Linked DNA regions of Homo sapiens: region 2 is linked to region 1. A link is a loop called in an ENCODE intact Hi-C map of the cell type or tissue named here. Cell type or tissue: Caco-2. All regions are shown on one strand. Each heading gives the region's core, and the rest is flanking DNA. Links, peaks and the distances in the headings are about the cores only.

Evidence for each region. Peaks named below come from ENCODE experiments on the same cell type or tissue, not always from the same donor. Only the 100,000 strongest peaks of a DNase experiment are listed, where the experiment ranks them.
Region 2: it touches region 1 in a loop (4-fold over the local background); 5 of 110 quality-filtered maps call a loop at or near these places.

Annotation. Positions count from the first base shown.
Region 1 is chr1:239,814,721-239,817,520 of GRCh38, reverse strand. All of the region lies in intron 5 of CHRM3 (cholinergic receptor muscarinic 3), which reads right to left. Among named protein-coding and RNA genes, the nearest start is that of CHRM3-AS1, 84 kb to the left of the region's middle. RefSeq lists an enhancer at 2,623-2,800. In Caco-2, for the core only: no CTCF peak of the experiment used is centred there; DNase peaks (open chromatin) are centred at 940 and 1,300.
Region 2 is chr1:239,867,327-239,870,126 of GRCh38, reverse strand. All of the region lies in intron 6 of CHRM3 (cholinergic receptor muscarinic 3), which reads right to left. Among named protein-coding and RNA genes, the nearest start is that of CHRM3-AS1, 31 kb to the left of the region's middle. In Caco-2, for the core only: no CTCF peak of the experiment used is centred there; no DNase peak of the experiment used is centred there.

The DNA.
Region 1 (2,800 bases), core at 92-2,591:
ATTGCAGGAGGTCCCAGAGCTCTGGCCCATGGTGATCTCAGTGGTACTGGATTCTGTCTTAAAGATTTGGGCAGTTCTGGGGGTGACACAATTAGGGAATATGACTCACATCAAACTGACCATGAAATACCAGTTGAGAAAGGAAAAGTAAGAAGAGAAAGATAGTTTTGCAAATGAGTCAAGGTTACATAGATGGAAGGAAGAGCTAGCCTGGATTTAAACAGATCTTCATGGTTTCACAGTGAACTTCAAAATTACTCTTTTAGTCTCCAGAGCTCCAGGACAGCCTCAGAGCCTTCAGGGTCTGGTCTTGCTTTCCCCACAGGGCAATGGTATAAGAGGTGGATATTCCTGTCTCCGTGGAGAGAAGACAGGCATAGTAAACCCTTAGGAGGCACTGTCTGTGTCCATATATTATGCAAAGCTTTTGGCATACATCAGCTCACAGTGCCTCACATGTGCTAATATCATCCCTAGTTTATTGATAAAGACTGAGGCAGCTGGGCGTGGTGGCTCACGCCTGTAATCCCAGCACTTTGGGAGGCCGAGGTGGGGGAGTCAGGAGTTGGATACCAGCCTGGTCAACATGGTGAAACCCTGTCTCTACTAAAAATATAAAAAAATTAGCTGGGCATAATGGTGGGCACATGTAATCCCAGCTACTCAGGAGGCTGAGGCAGGAGAATTGCTTGAACCCGGGAGGTGGAGGTTGCAGTGAGCTGAGATCGTGCCACTGCACACCAGCCTGGCAACAGAGTGAGACTCCCTCTCAAAAAAAAAAAAAAAAAGACTGAGGCACAGACAGGCTGGATATTATTTCTGCAGTTTCTTCAGTCACACAGGCAGAATAGGGCTTAGTCAGGCTTTGAGCCCAGGCAGTCTACTAGATTATGCTGCCCAGTGGCTTCCTGAAGAAATCCACCTTGCTTGGTACTTCCTGGACCAGGAGAAGGGCAAGCAGGCCTGGGGAGCAACATTCTGAGCTTGTTATCTGGAGGTCTGGGATTGATTCCCTCCCTCTTCTGCCTGTGCCTCAGTTTGCCTTGCTTTAAACAGTGTCATGCAATATAGATCTTACATATAGATGCTCTGTGGGGATTAGTGAGGGAATGCTCAGAAGTTATTAATAAAGCTTCTCAGCAAAACAGGATTACGTAGATTTAAAAAAAGGAACAAAAAAAGGAGCAACACCGGTGGAGTAGTGAAGCAAGACTGTATTAGGAAAGACCACGTCTTTGAAGAAAGGCAAACACATTCCCTTGGCCTGAATCAGCCTCATGGGAGGGGCAGCAGCAGCCATCAATCGCAAAGCACCGCCTTCTCTGCATTCTGGATGCTTCTCTGCAGCTCAGAAGCTCTGCCAGCTACTAGGCCACCTAGATGGCAGCAAACTGGTGGGTGGGTGAATCCTCTGGATATGTGACAATTGGGAGGAGGGTGTGAGGGCAATAAGCTGGCATGGAAGTCTGTTCTTTTTTCCCCCCCAGAATGAGAAAGTTTTAGCAAAAGAAAAAAAAAAGACAAACCAGACTGAAATGTATTGATATCTGATGAACTACACTGACCCAGAAATACTATCTAATTTGTTATTGAGACAGAAGCACCATATTGATTTTGCTGAAGTGCTGTCACTGCGCATCATTCATCTGGAGAAGAGTTAATTAAGAGTGCAGTTTAAAGATGCATAAAACCTGGACCTAAGATGTAGCCTCAGACCGAGGCACCATGTGCTCCAAGATCAAATACAGGTCCCAATATGAGAACGCCTTCAGCCTCCTCCCAAAGTCAATTTACCTCTGCTCATTGTTCAGCTATCATTTTGTTTTGCATTTGAGTTGGTTACCAGTAGGCTGAATTAGACCTACCCTGTGGTAAATGTGCTGGCATTTTCTTTATGCTTTAGTCTATAAGCTTATTGTTTTCAAATTTTCAAATTACTTTTTTGCAAGATGTAAGCTTTCAGAACCACTGTACTATATGCTTGGTTTAAATTACTGTAACTCCCAAAACAAGCATAATGTCATTCACATGAAAATAGGGGTTTATATATTGCTTATGAAATCAGAGAAAAAGGCAGGAGGGGACTTTAAAAGTTTTGGACAAGCCTTTTAATTTTACAAATAACAAAACTTGATTAAAAATGCAAGAGAAAAACTCCACAAGACAAAAGGATGAGAGTTTAAATGCCCGGATTAAAGTCACACATTTCCTCCGGTCGGTGAGTCATGAGAATGGGTACATTTTGATATGTCCTGACAGTACAGAGGAAGGCATAGATAAATCAGCACAGCTACTTTCAATTTTACTGATAAATCCCTCTCAACTGGCTTCAGTCTTAAAATTTACTTTTTCTCTACTATCCAATAACATGACACAGTGCTAAACTGCATCAAAAAAGATCAATGGGTACTTTGCCAGAGAAAAGAAAAGGAAAAGCAAACAGCGGGCCGGGCATGGTGGCTCATGCCTGTAATCCCAGAACTTTGGGAGGCCGAGGCAGGTGAATCTCTTGCAGTCAGGAGTTCCAGACCAGCCTGGCAAACACGATGAAACCCCATCTCTACTAAAAATATAAAAATTAGCCAGGCATGGTGGCGTGTGCCTGTAATCCCAGCTACGTGTCTGGGCAGGAGAATCGCTTGAAGGGAGGCAAGAGGTTGCCGTGAGCCGAGACTGCATCACTGCCCTCTAGTCTGGGCGACAGAGAAAGACTGTGTCTCAAAAAAGAAAACAAATAAATAAAAAAATAGAAAAGAAAAGCAAACGGCAGAGTAACAGGAAAAATCACTGACCTGACCGT
Region 2 (2,800 bases), core at 189-2,688, 53 kb before region 1:
TAGGAACCTTCCCAGGGGCACCTCAAAGAATGTGCCTTAACCTTATTTAGCTTCAAGGACCCAGGAATGACTCATAAGAATTGCAGAACGGTCCCCAAACATAAAGGACATAATACAGTAGAAACAACAAACACAAAATGACCTGTTTGGGAGAGAAGACAGTGTACCCCAAACCACATATCAATGAGTTGAAAGTAACTCCAAATGATCACTCCCTTTGTAGATTCTTCTTTCCCCAGTGCCTGAAACCCCTGCCACTCTATGCCACTCTATCAGTCAAATGAATACTCCATCGATAAGTATTTACCAAACACCCACGAAGAACCAGGCATAAAAAGAAATTTAGACGCAGCTTCTCCCTACAGGAGTTCACATTTTGGGCAAATAAAGACATATGCACATAAAAAGATAATACTTAATCAGGGGCAATTAATACAGTAATAAGTACACATTATAAGCTCTGGGGGGGTCAGAGGAAGAAAGGAAGTCTTGGGGATCCATGGCTGAGGGCTGGGGATGTGCTCATTCCAGAGGGTGTGATCTGTGACTCCAGGCTGGGCCACGCCACAGGGGACTTTGACTCCTGTGGCTGATTCTGTAGCCCAGGCAGAGACCACTTTAAGGCTTACCTCCACCAGGGAAGCTGTAGGCCACAGGGTGAACAAATTCAATGTCCACCTAATTGCCTGACTACTATGTTCCAAGCTTACAAGGCTGTTCTTTGACTATGGGTTCTTTTCAGATGGAGAGATTAAAGCTGGAAGTGGGAAACCATTCTTGGATTGTTCTCAGGGCTTTGACTTGCCTTCCTTCATCATTTTAGGGCTCAAGTGGATCCTAATTCTTGACTCTGTCTTCCTCCAAGAACTCCTGATGCCTTCAGTTTGTACCATATGGTTCCTTTTAGTGCACGCTGCTGGGTGTCCTGCCCAGGTGCGCTCCCCACCTTCACCTGCTGTTTTGGGGCTGGGAACTCACAGCTGCTCCCCTAGGTCCCTGTTTCAGCGTGGGGCAAACTCTGGCATGCAGTTTGGGGTGCAGGGTTTCTAGGCGTCAGGCAGAAAGCTAGGCTGCAGCCAACCTTCATCTTACTCAGCTCCTAAGAGTACACTCCCAGTATTCACTGGTACAGGAATCCCCACCCCAGGCTCTCCTTGTAAGGACCTTGACCTTGAGGCTTAAAAAGCTATTTCACAGCTGTATTTATTTCACGTGAAGCAGACTATTATCCATATTTTATCAATCTTGAAACCGGGGCTCAAAGACATGAAAGTTACATGGTCAGTTAATGAAAGCAGTGCCTACTACAAGCCAAGGCTCCGTTCTCATTCTCAGAATTCATCATTCTTTCATTAATTCATGTGCTTCTCAGGCAGGTTTGAGATTGGACTGAAGGATCAGGGTCCTTTCGCTGATTTATGGCTGAATGTAGTGGGAGAGAAGCACTGTGTCTTCTTTATTCAGCTGGGCAGGACGGGAGCTGAAGGGGGATGTGACTACCTAGCATGGCTTGAGAACAGATTTGAGAACTCCCTAGCCAGGGCTGGCGGATGGGCTTGAAGCTCTGGGTGAGAGAAACAGCTTAAAGTTTATAGTAGTGGTCTTTGCCTGGGGCTACTTATTTTGAGATATCTGTATCTGTCTCAGTCATCATCAAAGGTCAGGAGAGCCACTTAGAGACTGAGAGAAGGGAAAAAAGAGAGGGAGAAAGAAGGAATGAGAACCACGGGAAAAGGACCTCTGTGTGGTCCCTGGGTGGCAGTCCAGCTACACCATGTGAACGAGTAAATGTGCTATTTAGTGACAGCTGTAAAATCAACATGCCCAGTGGAGATTTGTACTAGAGTACCCTGATGCAGCATTGTCACCGAAGGTCACGAGAGGCCACTCACGGCATCACGCCGCAGGAGTTCCCTTCTGTTCTCTGAAAGCACCCAAGGGTGTTGCTGAGCATTAATGTCTCACCCACACAATAGTACCTTCCTGTGAATGACTTCAGAGTTTCGCCTTTCTTTCTTTACAGTGTGTGCGATTCAAGGAGGGAGCAATAATTAAGTGTTTGGTGCTGGGTGCCACGGGCACACTTGCAGTGGGCTTTGGTCCCGTTTTATGCTCCTCCTTGGCTTGCCTGTGACTGGCTAAACACAGGACAAATGAGGGCAGGCTCCTCCGAAGCGTATGTGAAACAACACTGATACTGATCATCAGGAGAAATCTGGTGCCTGTCACTTCCGGGGACTGGGGTTGTTGCCAGTTACATACTCAGTCCAAGGCTGCCTTTGGAGGGGAGATGGAAGGTAAACTAGGAGGCGCTGTGTTGTCTCTGGGCCCCAACAGAAATGGTTATAGCCAGAGCTATAAGAATACCTTGTATTTTTCTAGGTACGATGTTAAGTTCCGCCATCTCATCATATACCTGGACACGACTTTTTTTTTTTTTTGAGACAGAGTCTCACTCTGTCACCCAGGCTGGAATGCGGTGGTGTGATCTCAGCTCACTGCAACCTCTGCTTCCTGGGTTCAAACAATTATCCTGCCTCAGCCTCCCAAGTAGCTGGGATTACAGGTGTGTGCCACCATGCCTGGCTAATTTTTGTATTTTTAGTAGACAGGGTTTCACCATGTTGGCCAGGCTGGTCTCGAATTCCTGACCTCAAATGATCTGCCCGCCGCGGCTTCCCAAAGTGCTGGGATTACAGGCGTGAGCCACCGGGCCCAGCCCATACATGACTTTCGAAGTCACTTAGAAAATGCCCTATTCCTAGTGGGCACACTCCTATATCTTACAATCTGATTCAGT